Regions from separate parts of the Mus musculus genome. Here regions 2 and 3 are each linked to region 1. Evidence: chromatin loops called from intact Hi-C (ENCODE). Cell type or tissue: left cerebral cortex. All regions are shown on one strand. Each heading gives the region's core, and the rest is flanking DNA. Links, peaks and the distances in the headings are about the cores only.

Region 1 (5,372 bases), core at 306-5,305:
GGACTGGATACTACTCACCTGAGGATCCATCTCTGCCCACTCCAGTCACTGCCTAATCCAGATCTCTAGCTTGTCACTGCCCACCTGGGCATGCACTGTTCCTAGAGCCCTGACCTAGCCACTGCCCAACCCAATAGCCTCCACTCTAGAGCCCTGGCTGGTCACTTCCCGCCCAGGGATCCTCTGCCGAACAGCCTTTGCCTGCCACTGCCCATTTAAGCCTTTACTATCTTCGGATCACTGGTCTGGGCACTGCCCACTTAGTCCATGGTTGTCCCCACAGACCCGACCTGAGCACTGAGTCCCTGGGTCTTGCTGCCCCCAACCCCTGGCTCGCTTGGCATTACCCACTCGTTCCACCGCTGTCGCCACAGCACTGGCCTGGGCACTGCCTCCTTGGACCATGCTGCCCACACAGCCCCAGCCCGGTACTGCCTACTCGGGCCATGCTTGTACCCAGAGCTCCACAGTCATCCCGCAAACCTCACCCTGCTCCGCGGAGGAACCTGCCATCACTGGGAATCAAGACCCGCGGCCGCCGCCACAGACGCCTTCCAGAATCTGATGCAACCGCGGCGCCGGAAGTCCCGCCCCACCAGTCGTCTTCCGGGCATGTCCAGTAGCTAGGCAACTGCAAACTGACGCCGACGTGGGGCATGATGGGAGAATACTATGGTTTACGCTGGCGCGGAACTTAATAGACACCAAAGGGCTAAGACAGTGAGAAGCGCAAACCCGGGCTGCTGAAGAGGGCTGGGAGGGGCGGGACGAAATGGGGGAGTGGGAGGGGCGAGGAGCTGGGTAGAGGGGCGGGGCAAAACGAGTAGAGATTAAAGAGATGCAAGGGAAAGGGTGGGGCAAGGGACTCAGCGACTGGAGGAGAGGGGCGAGGAAGACGCCTTTTTCTGAGACACTCTCCAAAAGGCCACACAAGCCTGGAAACAGGTGGTTCCTGTTACACTCTCTCCTGAATCCTTTTATTTCCTGTGTGTTCCTTAATTCCTGATGTCGCCTCCCAAGACACACCATCAGAGGGAGGTTTATGAGAAGAAATGGAAAGTATTATTTTAGAAACATAGCCAGGTATATAGCGAGACCCTGTCTCACAATTTTTTTTTTTTTTTAAAAGCTCCGTTTTGAGGTTGGAAGATGGTTCGGTGGTCAAGAGCACGGCTGCTCTTCTGGAGGACACCGGTTTGATTTCTAGCACTCACAACTGCTCACAACCGGTTGTAACTTCAGTTCCATGGGATCCTAACCCTCTTTTGATCCTTGTGGGCTTTGCATGCCTGTGGTGAAAAAGACATGTGTTGTGTGTGTGTGCAGGGAAATAAATAAATACAATTATATATTCTGGTATATATATATTCTGGCAACCATGGTCTTAATTCCTGGAAACTCAGGAGGGAGAAGCAGGCAGTTCTCAGTGAGTTCCAAGTCAGCCATGGCTCCATAAGAGACTCTGTCTCAACATAAATAAATAATTAATTAAAAAATAATTGATACTTGGTAATATGTATTGTTTGGTTATGTACCCTTGGGACAAGGGACTGAGGTGCAAATTTTATATTTCAAAGCAAACCTGGCCTCCAGGTTCTCTCAGCATCCCTCAGTCCCTACCTGGCATACCCTTGCTGTAACCCTGAACTTTCCAGCCCAGGGGCTGGACTGCCCTTCCCCCAGAGGCTCTTCCCTATATAAACCAGATGTTTTGGTCTTCCTCATCGCTCCTCCTGTCTTCTCTATGTTCACACCCTTTCTCTTTCTCTCTCCTCCCCCACCATGGTGACTTCCTTGGCCTCAGTCCTTGGGGCCAGTGAACTTTCGCCTGAGAGCAGCTTCCTAATAAACCTGCCTATATGTACTCTAATCAGGCTTGAATTGGTTCATTTCATGGGCAGCAGAGAAATAATGTATCACATAGGTCTTAGTTAGGGTCTTACTGCTGTGAAGAGACACCATGACCAAGGCAACTCTTATAAGGACAACATTTAATTGGGGTTGGTTTACAGGTTCAGTGGTTCAGTACATTATCATCAAGGCAGGAGGTGAGAGTTAGACCTCTTCAGCTGAAGGCCGCTAGAAGACTGGCTTCCAGGCAGCTAGAATGAGGGTGTTAAAGCCCAAACCCACGGTGACACACCTATTCTAACAAGGCACTCCTAATAGTGCAACTCCCTGGGCCAAGCATATACAAACCCATTATATACATACATAAAGTATTAAACATATTAAAGTGATCAGAGCATATATTGCTAACTTCACAACTTTCTCAAAAATACTGTATTTTTGCTGCCAGTACTTTCTTTTTAAAGTTTTTGAGATAATTTTTATTTTACATGTAGAAATGTTTTGCCGGCATTTACATCTGTTCAGTGCCTGAGGAGGCCAGAAGAGGGCAACAGACCCCCAACAACTGGAACTAGAGACACCAGTGGTTGTGAGCTGTCACATGGTTACTGGGAACCAAAACCAGGTCCACTGGAAGAGTAGCCAGGTTCTTAATTGCCGTACTGGCTACTTTTGTGTCAACTTGACACAAGCTGGAGTTATTATAGAACAAGGAGCTTCAGTTGGGGAAATGCCTCCATGAGATCCAGCTGTGGGGCATTTTCTCAATTAGTGATCAAGGGGGAAAGGCCCCTTGTGGGTGGGACCATCTCTGGGCTGGTAGTCTTGGGTCCTATAAGAGAGCAGGCTGAGCAGGGCGTGGTGGCACACGCCTTTAATCCCAGCACTCAGGAGGCAGAAGTAGGCGGATTTCTGAGTTCGAGGCCAGCCTGGTCTACAAAGTGAGTTCCAGGACAGCCAGGGCTATACAGAGAAACTCTATCTCAAAAAAAAAAAAAAAAAAAAAAAAAAAAAAAAAAAAAGCAGGCTGAGCAAGCCAGGGGAAGCAAGCCAGCAAGGAACATCCCTCCATGGCTTCCGCATCAGCTCCTGCTTTCTGACCTGCTTGAGTTCCAGTCCTGACTTCCTTGGTGATGAATAGCAGTATGGAAGTGTAAGCCGAATAAACCCTTTTCTCCCCAACTTGCTTCTTGGTCATGATGTTTGTCCAGGAATAGAAACCCTGACTAAGACAACTGCTAAGCTGTTTCTCCAGCCCTATAACACCAGTACTTTAAAAACTAAAGCCCAGAGTATAACAGGGCCTCAGACCTTATCACAAATGACTCCATGATGAAAATATCATTCAGGCTGTAAAACTCAGCATGTAGACAGTACACTGGCCAAAACTAAAACAAAGACTTAATCCGTCAAAGTCCATACAAGTTTGGGAAAGTCTCTAAATGTATTAGCCTTGATTTACAACTTCTGTATTTCTGCTTCTGTCTAACTTTTTGTTAACTATGTCAACTGAAAACATGGTTTTTGTGCTTAAAAACTTACCCTGAGAAAGGCTCAGTGCTACATTGGGATCCTCTGAACACCCAGTGTAGTGGCTGGCCAGCTAATAAAGATTCTCTGTTGTCTTAAATCCATGTCTTTGCAGTCTTCTCTGGTGAATCCCACAACAGAGAGCGGGATGGTGGCACATGCTTGCAATCCTAGCACTTGGGAAACTGAGGAAGGAGAATTACCACAATTTGAGGGCAGCCTAGGCTACATAGTTCCAGTATAGCATCAGCTAAGAGCGGGATTCTCTTTTACAAATTAAAAACAAAACAAAACCAAAAAACAACTACCAACCATCACCAAAAAGAACTCGTAACTTTTGCCAGGGAAAATAGTGGTGAATACCTGTGACTCCAGAGATTGAGACAGGAGGCTTAGGAATTTAAGATCATCCTCCAAGGCTGGATAGATGGCTCAGAGGTTAAGAGCACCAATTACTCCTTCAGAGGTCCTGAGTTCAATTCCCAGCATCCACATGATGGCTCACAACTATCCATAATGGGGTCTGATGTTCTCTTCTGGTGTGTCTTAAGACAGCTACAGTTACTCGTATAAATAAAATAAAATCTTTTTAAAAATTAATCCTCAATTATAAGTGAATTTGATGCCAGTAGGAATTATATAAGACTCTGTCTAGAAAAAATTACTAAAATTACCAAGGCACATATTGACAAAGTATACAATTTTGGGTGGAAGAATGTCATGTGTATAATACTATAAGAAATATTAAATACTAGTCTTTTCTGTCAAACAGGTCTTTAAAAGATTTTATTTATGTAAGTACACCATTGCTCTCTTTAGACACACCAGAAGAGGGCATCAGATCCCATTACTAATGATTGTGAGCCACCATGTGGTTGCTGGGAATTGAACCCAGGACCTCTGGAAGAGCAGTCAGTGCTCTTAACTGCTAAACCATCTCTCAAGCTCCTAAAACTTTTGTTTAGGACAAAATGTTCCAGTCTTTTTATCTCCTCCATCTTGTAAAAAAAGAACCTTTATGCAAATGTATTAATCCCCTCCACACAGTCACATACATAGGTCCAGTTGCATTCTTGGGATGTAAGTGAATTAAGTTTCTGATTCCTTAGCAATTTCCTTAATTTCCTTAGCACCTGTAAAAAAAAAAAAACATTTAAGATTTATGTGTATGAATGTTGTCTTAGTCAGGGTTTCTATTCCTGCACAGACATTATGACCAAGAAGCAAGTTGCGGAGGAAAGGGTTTATTCAGCTTACAATTTCATACTGCTGTTTATCACTAAGGAAGTCAGGACTGGAACTCAAACAGGTCAGGAAGCAGGAGCTAATGCAGAGGATGTTCTTTACTGGCTTGCTTCCCCTGGCTTGCTCAGCCTGCTCGCTTATAGAACCAAGACTACCAGCCCAGAGATGGTCCCACACACAAGGGGCCTTTCCCCCTTGATCACTAATTGAGAAAATGCCTTCCAGTTGGATCTCATGGAGGCATTTCCTCAACTGAAGCTCCTTTCTCTGTGATAACTCCAGCTTGTGTCAAGCTGACACAAAACTAGCCAGTACAAATGTTTTGCCTGCTTGTATACACGTATATCATAAGTATGCCCAGTATAACAGAGGTCAGAAGAGGGCATCAGATCCCCTAGTGCTGGGACTTGAACCCAGGTCCTGTGCAAGAGCAACAAGTGCTCTCAACTTCTCAAGCCGTGAGTCAACTCTATAGCCCTACCTGTGCACCTTAAAAAACCGCAGACAATGGGGAAAAGTCACAATCACCACCTGTGTTAGAATAAGAACTGAGTAAACTTTCTATCCCTGTATGCTTGCTTGCTGTTCTGCCCCTGTGTGCCCTATGGTCAGAAGTAAAGTTTTGCTCTCATTGGTGTGCTGGTCTCTTTTCAACCCTGAATTCATTCCTAACACTACCAATAAGTATAAAAAGCGTAAGGCAGGAGCTACAGGCGATGGTCACGTACCTGTGATCCCAGCACTTT
Region 2 (5,372 bases), core at 211-5,210, 84 kb after region 1:
ATCTATATCTATGTATCTATGTATCTACGTATCTATGTATCTATATATCTATGTATCTATGTATCTATCTATCTATCTATCTATCTATCTATCTATCTCTATCTTTCTGGTATTCTCTGCCCATTTATTTTGTCAGGAATTCTGCCCTTAACTCGCCAGGCAGGAGTCTTCTTTTTAGGGTTCCTAGGTTCAATACCTTCATCTTGATTCATCGTCACCATTATTATATGTTGAAGCTGACACTTCATCACTGCCCTGAAGGCAATACTATTTTACCCCTTGGAGATGGCCTGCTTCACCTGTACTTACACTTAGGAAGGACATGACCACAGGTTAGACAGTGGATTTAGTAGGATATCTTCACAGCCCATGTCTTTAATTCCAGCAGGCAGACCTCTGAGTTCAAGGCCAGCCTGGTCTACAGAGCAAATTCCAGGACAGTCAGAGCTACACAGAGAAATCCTGTCTCAAAAGACCAAAAATCTACACACATACCCTATTTTTTAAAATTTCAATATTCTTTGAGGATAGTCTTTTTAAAAAATATTCTTGAAAGAGATGTTATCTTCAGTCTTTTATTTTTATTTTTGACTTTTACAGGACAGTGTCTCATACACAGTCTGGCTGTTCTAGAACTCACTATAAAGATCAGACTAAACCCAAATTCACAAACATGTCTACCTCGTCTCTCAATTGCTAGAATTAAGGGCGTGCACTACCCCGCCCAGCTCACCCTCAGTCTTTCTTTGGAGTACCTTCTTTTTGTGGCATTATTTGAGACGATCACCATTTTTTCTTTACAACAACCTTAAAACAACAACAAAAACAAAAACAGCCTAATATTGTCTAGATTGTTTCTGGGGATTTCTGGACGACAAAATGCACCACTTTTCAGGCGGTGCCTGGGCAGGCATGGAGCCCCAGAGCCCTAATAGGGATGGGAAGAGATTTCAGGGTCAAGGGCCATCCCATGTGAAACCTGCCTGTGAAATATGTTCGAAGTCCCTCAAAGTGCTGGGAACTTTGAAGTCACCTCTGAGTTGCATATCCTCTGGCCCCTTGCCCAGGAGATTCCCAGGGAAGCTGGATGCCCTCTAGGTCCATTTCTGTGAAAGCTGCTCACCAGCAGCTAGCAAAGAATTACTATTAACCAGCTCCTAGATGGTTTAAAGAAATGCTGATTACATGTAAGTGGTCTCTGACTGCTCAGATACTATCTTAGAACAATCTAAGGGTTATTTTGTTGTTGTTGTTGTTGTTATAACTAAAGATCTGAATGTGTTAGAAAATGGATATCCTTACAGGTTATAAAACATAAACCTTTTTCTGCCTATTTTTGGGTTTGAAGACTCTTATGAGAGAAAATTGACATAAAATTAAGTTGGCTGTAACTAAAATGTCATTTACAGGATTGTCTAGGTTTTTTGTTTGGTTGTTTGGTTGGTTTTGGTTTTTTTTTTTATTTGTTTGGTTTTTTTGGGTTTTTTTTTTCCGTTAGTTTGTTTTGGTTTTCAGCCTTTCTGTGTGTAGTTCTGGCTGTTCTGAGACTCCTTATGTAGATCAGGCTGCCCACTAACTTAGGTTTAACTGCAGTTTAAGATTAAAGAGACAAGAAGCGATCTCGGGACGAACTTAGCAGAGACCCGAAAGGCCCAGGAAAGGCATAGCCAGGCCTTCCACACAGATCCTTTTGTAGTAGTTAGTACTACACCCCAAGACGAGCCGGGCCGGACCCACCCAAGGCGCACAGTCGCGCGGGCCACTGCAGTCCGCAATGGCACTTTCCCGAGTCACCTTCGGAAGGACCGCTTTCAGATGAGAAAGCGAGGAGAGGCGTGTCCGTCTTGTCCGGGAGCTCAGGGACCAACCGGACACACTTTCTCTGGCTACCCGCTTGGCCATTCCCCTGCCTCTGCTTCACCTCCACAATTCCCCAACTCTGGACCACTTAACTCTGGACGAAGTTCTGAGGAGTTGGTTGGCGGTGCCAAGGCTGACCCTGGCGGAAGAGCCAATTCACCGCCCGCAGTAGCTTTCCTCTGCAGCCCGGGGATCCGGTGCCCAGCGCGAATCTCAGCTCCGCAGGGCCATATCTACTCACCGGCAAGAACAGATTCAGCAGCAGCAGCAAGAGGAACCAGTGACTCAGACTGGAGACGTGGCTGAAGGTAACCATGGCTGTGAGCTAGCATGGTGTCACTCAGCTGGAGGAGCTCTATTTCAAGCTGGTGGCCACGCCTCTTGTCAGCGGATTGGTTTCTGTATGGTTGCCTAATCTCGTGGGCGGGTCCAGCGCCACCACTCTTGCCTTCCCACCACCATCAGTGCTCAGTAATATCTAGTTTTCTATAAATACAGTAATTTTAAATGCCTGTGACGTTATTAACAGAATCATATTTGTTATAAGCAGCAAGCTAAAGTCGAATTCTCTGCCTTCGTTTGTTTTCCATTACAGTATACTGCTCTTTATTATAAGTTAATTAAAAATTTTCCTGGACCTGAGTGGAGGGAGAGGCATGAACTAGAGCTGGAATCGTTATAAAAGTCAGACTGCAGCAGACTGTAAACCTTCTCAAAAGCAACAAACAAAAAGAGGAAGATAAGCTACAACACACACTGTCTTAGCTCAACATGGGGAAGTTTGAAGTAACTCTATCCCTGTAGCTTTCCTGTGAGTGTTCACTGGTCAATGGTCTGGAGCAGCAGCTGAAGGCTTCACTGTCAGAGTCTGAGGGGCTGTGTGGGACTCGCTGACTCTGAGGACCTCAAAATATCCAGGACTCGTAGGCACTCTTCCAGTGCTGGGGTTGGGGGGGGTGTGTCGGGGGAGGAGGGCTGTATGAACATCCCTGGACTGTGAGTCCCTCACCTCTTCTTCCTTTCACTGTGTTTAGCTCCACTGTGTGTGCCAATCCAAGCTCATGGGACACAGGACATTTAAGCCAAGTCTACTAGTCTAACACAGGAAGTAGAATGCTTATTTCTCTAGGGAACTTGGGTTGGTTCATCTGTTCCACCCGCCCCCTCCAGGTATTCGAAAAAGTGGCCCACTACCAGCCCCATCCATCTCCCTTCCAAATGCCACTTCCTCTTTAAAATGAGGGAGGACTCAGAGACCTGGATTTCAATGGCTGCCCCAAAGAAGAGGAGCCTGGCTCCAGGCACCTGGTACTCTTTAATTCATCTCTTGCCTCTCTCCCTAGGGCCAGGGAGTGGAGCCTGTGCCCATCTGCCCTCACCTAGGCTGGGGAGTGGGAGGGGCCAATTCCTTGGCCAGCCTGATGCTCTTCTATTTCTTGTCTTCCCTCAGGCTGGTGTCTGCTCAGGAGTAAACCAAATCAAAACACAAACAAGTGTTTAGAAAGTTTGGTTAGTTCAACACGCTGAACTGTCCCTCACCCTTGGGAAGCAGAGGGAAAGTAGAGGAAGGGAAGAGGAGAGGACTGTGCACTTGTGGATGCTGTTGTCCCACCAGTCTCTGAGTAGCTCGGGAGCAGGGGGAGGCTAGTGGCTTTCCTTTTCTGCATACAGTTTACAGATCTGCCTTGTCCCACACTGTAGGTGGAGGGGAGGTGAAAGGAAGAGGCCTGTCTACCCTGGGCTAGATATTTGTGCTCCAGGTCCTTCTCTGCCCTCTGCCCTTTGCTCCTTTAAAACATTTATTTTAAAATGTGTGTGTGTGCATGTGTGTGTGTGTGTGTGTGTGTGTGTGTGCGCGCGCGTGCGTGTCCATGCGCACAGGTGCCTCCAGAGGCTCGAGGTGACATATCTCCAATAGCTGGAGATACACATGGCTGTAATCTGCCTGATATGAGTCTGGAGATCAAACTGGTGTTCTCTGCAAGAACAGCATATCCTCTTATTGGCTGTGTCATCTCTCCAGCCATCTCTACCCTTGCTCTTTAAGGTGGGATAGTGGGATGTCATACTGTTCCAGGAAGCCCCTAATGGTTCAAAGCAGTTGGGTGACATTCTCATGAGCCCAGTGACCCTTGATGGTCTTCCTGCAGAGATGAAGGGTGCCCACAATGGAAGAGTTGGACTCATTCAATACCAGGAGAATCTTCTCACCCCTAGAATAGATGTATTATCTATTGTAATATGTATATATCATACCCTTTCTTGGGATACTTTCAGGTTGCTTCTGGGTAGCTTGCTGCTTGGGAATATGTGAGGATTCTGGGGTTTTTTCCCTCTCTGCTCTTTCTGCAGTGCAATGAAAAAGGAGAGATATAGCCACGTCCTTTAGGTTAGTGTGCAAGAAAGTAACAGAGGTCTGCAAAGGACCTTGGAACTGTTAAAAAGAGAATTCATGAGGACATTCCAAATGTCCAGATGTATGATGGTGTTGTGAGGGACAGGACCTAGTTCTGCATGGGGGCCAGGGTGCAGGAGAGAAGGTGAGGAGTTCAGAGCTTCCTGTCTATACTGGAAACAGAGATGTCTGAGGTAGAAAATGGCTACTTGCAGACATCCATGCTCCAGGGTGACTGGCTGCTTCATGGAGGCTCCAGGAGCAGGGTCCTCCAGAGAACTCCTGGGGTAGGTAGATGCACAGCCACTTGGCTCTTCTTTACTTCACCCTCTCCTGGCATCTGAGGTAGGGAGGCATTCTTGGGGTCCCCTCTCATGGGTGTTGTTTGGCCACCTTCATTCCCTCTGGTCTCTGTTATCTTCTATGGGTTGTTGGGGAGGGGCGCTACAGCTTCCCTTTGAGGTGGTGTGGGGTGTGTTGTCAGATGCCAAGGGATATTCTGGATGCCTCAGAGCTATGTCAGAATACAGAGCATTAAGCATTTCAGCAAGGCTGTGTTGGCTATAGGAGGCTGACAAGTAAGCAAGCTGCCTGGAATGCCCTGGCAGGCCACATCCCTCCCATGCCACAGTTGCTCACTGGCTGACTGATGGGACTCCAGTTCCCAATGGCTCCAGGTGGGTTATCTTCTCACTCAACACTGTGAACCTGCACCCACCTTCTGAACCCCTCACTTGGCACCTCCAGCTTAAGACAGCCATATTACACCGCGTTTCCATCTCCCCAGAAGTTCCTCTTGTTCCCAAGGATTCCCCCAAAAGAGAAATACATGTATTTCCATTTATTTCAAGGCATGGAGCAGACATACCCCCAGGATTGGGGAAGGACAGAGACAAATGGATACAAAACTTGGAAAATGAAAGGATCAGATACAATGGAGATGGCACCAACTAAGTATTAAGGCTCCAAATGTGAGTACGCATAGGTGCTCACATACATACACACGCACACACACACACACGCACACGAAGAGCGTCATCCACATAGGATCAGGGGCTGGATGCAGAGGCTGCTCACTGCACATAGCTGCCTCAGATATTGCAATTCTATGTAGTCA
Region 3 (5,372 bases), core at 229-5,228, 150 kb after region 1:
GCCTCAAGGCAGGAATCCAGAGGCAGGAGCTGAGAGTAGGCACCACAGAGCAATGCAATTACTGGCTTGCTCAGTCTGCTTTCTTATACAGCCCAGGATCACCTGACCACAGTGGTACTGCACACAGTGGTCTGGACCCTCCCCAATCAATCATTAGTCAGAATAATGATCCCTCAGACTTGCCCGCAGCCAATATGATGGAGAAAATTCCTCAACTGAGATTCTCTTTTCCCAAGTGACACCATCTTGGGTCAGTTTGACAAAAACCCTAACCAGCACATCTGGCCTCCATCCCAGCACAGAAAATGAGAAAGAGGAGGAGATGAGAAGGAGGAGAAAGAAGAGGAAGAGGGGGAGGAGAAAGGGGTATGAGGGGCAGCTAGGCACACTGGGAATGGAGAAATGACGTTGCCTCTGTCTGCACGAAATATATGCTTGGCCCAGATTACGGACATATGGGTTTGTTTATTACTAAAATGTATCGAGTTCTGTTATATCCACTATGAACGAAAACATTTATTTGTAACCACTTTAAAAATCTTTACAAAAAGACATGGAAGTAGAAGGGTGCAGAAGTAGGTGTGGGAAGTGAAGGGGAATCTCATACATACACACAATATCAATATCATACAAACACAATGCAACACAATATCATACAAACATACACAATGTCATACACACATATCACACATATATGCATATTAACATATGTGCACAATATTAACATCATACAAATACATAATATCATACATACATACAATATTGATATAAAACATACATGCAATATTAATCTCATACATATACACAATATCATACAATATTAATATCATACAAGCACATATAATATACACATATTAATCTCATACATACACACAATATTAATCTCATACATACACACAATATTAATAGCAAACATACATACAATATTAATATACAAACACACAATATCATACATGCATACATTAATATCATACAAACACATATCATACATACAATATTAACATCATACATACATAATATTAACATCATACATGCAATATTAGTCTCATAATACACACAATATCATACATACATACAATATTAATATCATACAAAATATATGTCATACACACATATTAAGATCATATATACACACAACATTAACATCATACATACAATATCAATAACATGCAATACACACAATATTAATCATAATACACACTTTATTAACATCATACATTACACACAATATTAATAACATACATACACACAATATTAATATACACACATATTAACATCATACATACACATAATATCATACATTACACACAATATTATTATCATACATATACACATATTAACATCATAGATACACACATTATTAACAAAAAACATTTTTAAGACCTAGGCAACCAAACCAACCCCCAAAGAAACCCATTGTTTTGTGCAAGTAATGTATATTAATGATTTTTTGAACTTTTATTATAATTAGTGTTGTTGTGTGTGTATGCTGTGCAGAGGGGGCACTGTGTGGTAGCGTGTGTGTGTGTGTGTGTGTGTGTGTGTGTGTGTGTGTGTAGGTCAGAAGATAATTTCTTCCATGTTTATGTGAATTCCATGGATAGAACTCAGGCTCTCAGGGTTGCAGGAGAGAGGGACAAACAAATTTACCTGTTAGGCTACTTCAACAGCCCGACAATTAAAACAATTTTTTTGAGGTAGCTAGACCCAGAGAGATGACTTGGTGGTTAAGACAAAGCACCGCTTTGAAGAGGATCTGAACTTGGTCCCTGGCACTGTCACTGGGGCTCATAACAGCTTGTAACTGTACTTCCAGGGCATTCAATGCCTCTGGCCTCTACAGGCACCTGCGTTCAAGTGCACAAACCTACACACACACACACACACACACACACACACACACACACACTTGTAATCATAATTAAAACTAAAAGTAAATATTTTTTAAAAAGAATTGCTAATACAGTTTTGAAAGAAAGTAGTGGAAGGGCTCTTGCCACTTGACTTAAGTGAAAACATCCAAGAATCAATTCTGTGCAGTATTAGTGTTGGCAAAAGAAACAATGCAGATTAACAAAATGGAGCTGAGGCCAGGAGTCCATGGGACATTGGTTTTGGCCACAGACACAAAGACAGAAAAGGCATTTCAGTGGAGAAAAGGCAGGCTGCCAAACAAAAGGTGCTGTGACAACTGGCCTTTTCTCTGCAGACAGACAACCTGGATCCATTCTGCCTTCGTTTAGAAAAGTGTCGGCCAGAACCATGTAAGGAGAATTTGTGTCCAACCTGTGGCGCCACTGGGAGGTGGTGAGACCACCCCCCCGCCCCCCCCCCGCCCCCCGCTAGGAGGTGGGGCTAGGACGAGCCCTTGAAGGGGCTCTTGGGACCTGCAGTCCATTAGCTCCTGGCAAATTGGATCACAACAGTATGGCCAGATGGTGGAGCAACAGCGCCCCCACATGTCGCTGAAAGGAACCCCAAGTACGCCAAGAGGCTTTGGCCTTTGGAAAGCAGATTGGCAGTTTTACATTCACGCCTCTAGGAGACTCAGCTGCTTCGTAGCACTGCACCCACCCAGGCAAATTGACATCTGCACAGAAACGTGTGTGTTTTCTATGGCTTTGTTCACAGACGCCTGAGGCAGAAGCAAGCTGGCAATGTTTCAGTGCGACAGAAGAGTACCAGGGCATTGGCAGAGCAAACATCCGCCCCTCCCCCAAATGCTTTCCTCCACTCAGCAGCATGCAGGAATCTCATAAGCTCTCTGCAGCTCAGAAGAAGCACAGAAGTTTCTGGAAAAGGCAGAAGTGTAGGGAGAGAGAGAGGGAGGGGGAGGGGGAGACTAAAGGTGAGGAGAGGGAGATAGGGAGGGGAGAGGGGGAGAGAGGGAGAGAGAGGGGGAGAGGAAGAGGGAGAGGGAGGAAGGGGAAGAGGGAGGGGGAGAGGGAGGGGAGGGGGAGAGGGGGAGACAGAAGGTGAGGAGAGGGAGATAGGGAGGGGAGAGAGGGAGGGAGGGGGAGGGGGGAGAGGAAGAGGAAGAAGGAGGGGGAGGGAGAGAGGGAGGGGGAGGGAGATCAGGGGTGAAAGGCAAGGGACAAGGTGGACCCCTCGAGACCCCAGGGCTGGTCTTAGAGTGTCCAGATTATTCTGCAGTTGAACTGCAGTGGCAGCGACACCACTGTGGACACACAGCCACACACTGTCAAAATGACATGCGTGAACTACTACCATACCCTCATGTGGCAGTTAGCTTTAAGTGTTAACTTATCACAACCTAGAATCACCTGGGAAGAGAATCTCAATAACAGATCATCTGCATGACAGCTTTGGGGTGAGGGTGGGGGTGTGTGCTGTGGGCATTTCTGTGGGGATTGTCTTAATTAAGCCAATCAATGCCACACCTTAGGTGGCACCATTCCCTAATCAGGAGCTCCTGGACTATGTAAGACTGGAGAAGTGGCACTGAGTACAAGAGAGTGAGCATGCCTGCATTCATTTTCCTGTGCTCTTGACTTCGGCTGTGACTGCTGTGACCGGCTGTTCAGTTGCTGCTTTGACCTCCCTGGTATCATGGAGTATAAACTGGAATTGTAAGCTGAACTAAACCTCTCTCCTTTGAATTGCTTCTAAATTGTTATCACCACAACAGAAATGAAACTTGAACAGCCCAGAATGCCACACTGAGGAAATGATGGAACGAAATGTCACCGATAGGGAGTTGTCTTCCAAAGGCACGTACATGCACGGGGGCTGTGGGACGTGTACACACATGCAGAGGGGCCCCCTGAATGGATACAAGCTAAACAGTTGGCAGTGGAAAAGCCCCGGAGGCCATTCTGCCCCAGGTCAGGGCTGTCCCTGTCCAGAGCAAATTCCATCCTGGTAGATCAGAGCCTGGCTCTCTGGATGTGGGAAGGGACCACAGACATCGGGACACCAGCAGTCAGTGGTCTGTGGTGGCTGTCTTAGGGTCTCATGGAACAGGGGATCTATTCTCCTGAGAATAGATGTGGCTCCTTGGCATTTTCAGTCTCTGACACTGAGGCCTCAAGCAAGAATCCAGCAGGACCATGAGTGAAGGACCTGTCAGCATAGAGGTAGCTGGATAGTAGGCGTAAGGGGTGCTCTCTCCTGGGCGGAGCAACTCTTGGCTCTGGGCCTTGACTCTCCAGGTATACATAAGGGGATGGGTGGTATCCTGTCATATTGGAGGCCATGTAAACTCCAAGACAGGCTGGTAGTCTAAGCCCCTCATGTCTTATCCTGCTAGCCAGAGAGGAAGAAACATAGGGTGGCCTGGAGTGATGTGGGTGGAACTATAAGGCTCAGAAGCAGGATGGGGAGTGACAGAGGCCCTTCCTGAGCCTTTGTGAGCCCACGACTCTGACCTCAGGAGAGAGGGTCCACTTCATTCCTGAGGTAGAGGGGACATGTGAGAAGAACACTTATGAGGCAGAGGACAGAGAAGAGATGGGGTATGTCACTCCTGGCTGTATGCAGGTATGCGATGGGAAACCCAACCTCCATGTGCGTCCTGCAGGATGTTCTTGCTCTCTCTTTACCCTCCTGCAGTGTGTGTGTGTGTGTGTGTGTGTGTGTGTGTGTGTGTGTGCACGCACACACGCCAGATCAGCCTCAAGTGGCGTTCCTCGGGCACTGTCCACCTTGCTTTTGGTTTCTTGCTATTTTCAAGCCTCTTACTGGCCTAGAACTTTCAAGTTTAGACTTAGTTAGGCTGGCTCACCACTAAGTCCTAAGGATCCTCTTGTCTCTGCCTCTCCAACTCGGAGGTTACAAGTGTGTGCCACTATGAGCAGCTTAAAGTTGGGTTCTGTGAGGACATCCTTTCACAGTGAGGACTTTGCAAATTCCCTCCCCAACCCAGAACTTGGGATTCTTACACCTTCCACCTCCTACAGCCAAAGGGATAACAGAGTCATCTGGAGTGATGGAAACAGGCTATAAGCAAAGTGGCCTGGGGTGGCTGCCATCAGCCACACACCAATGCAGGCTGAAGGTGTAGTGGATAATCCAGGAACTCACTTTAGCATATTTATTTATTGTTAAAGATTTCTTTATTTATTATATGTAAGTACACTGTAGCTGTCTTAGGACACCCTAGAAGAGGGCATCAGATCTTATTACAGATGGTTGTAAGCTATCATGTGGTTGCTGGGATTTGAGCTCAGGACCTTTGGAAGAGCAGTCAGTGCTCTTAGCCGCTGAGCCATCTCTCCAGTCCACTTTAGCACATTTAAATGTCAGTTTGAACAGCCTCAGGTGGACTGTGGTTGCCAAGGCACACTTTGCTTTGTGACTGGGACCTTGGGCTCAGTTGGGGCACCAGTTTGCAGGTGGCAGTGATCCAGAGT

The links. Hi-C counts contacts between places; a loop is a spot of excess contacts. Peaks named below come from ENCODE experiments on the same cell type or tissue, not always from the same donor. Only the 100,000 strongest peaks of a DNase experiment are listed, where the experiment ranks them.
Region 2: a loop joins it to region 1, with 2.4 times the contacts of the local background. A loop is called at or near these places in 25 of 42 quality-filtered maps.
Region 3: a loop joins it to region 1, with 3 times the contacts of the local background. A loop is called at or near these places in 9 of 42 quality-filtered maps.

Annotation. Positions count from the first base shown.
Region 1 is chr7:143,599,494-143,604,865 of GRCm38, forward strand. It overlaps Cars (cysteinyl-tRNA synthetase), which reads right to left and starts at 597. Exons shown (of 23, transcript NM_013742.5): 1 at 489-597. The coding sequence starts at 513. It overlaps Gm15579 (a long non-coding RNA gene), which reads left to right and starts at 611. Exons shown (of 2, transcript XR_870064.3): 1 at 611-720; 2 at 1,130-1,365. In left cerebral cortex, for the core only: a CTCF peak has its summit at 2,394 (motif pointing right); a DNase peak (open chromatin) is centred at 625; H3K4me3 peaks cover 945 bases; H3K27ac peaks cover 291 bases.
Region 2 is chr7:143,683,681-143,689,052 of GRCm38, forward strand. It overlaps Tnfrsf23 (tumor necrosis factor receptor superfamily, member 23), which reads right to left and starts at 2,195. Exons shown (of 6, transcript NM_024290.4): 1 at 2,102-2,195. The coding sequence starts at 2,176. Osbpl5 (oxysterol binding protein-like 5) reads right to left here. Exons shown (of 22, transcript NM_001199227.1): 22 at 5,082-5,372. In left cerebral cortex, for the core only: no CTCF peak of the experiment used is centred there; a DNase peak (open chromatin) is centred at 2,211; H3K4me3 peaks cover 629 bases.
Region 3 is chr7:143,746,102-143,751,473 of GRCm38, forward strand. It overlaps a transcript of Osbpl5 not described here. Among named protein-coding and RNA genes, the nearest start is that of Osbpl5, 8.4 kb to the left of the region's middle. In left cerebral cortex, for the core only: a CTCF peak has its summit at 2,463 (motif pointing right); DNase peaks (open chromatin) are centred at 2,176 and 2,489; H3K4me3 peaks cover 261 bases.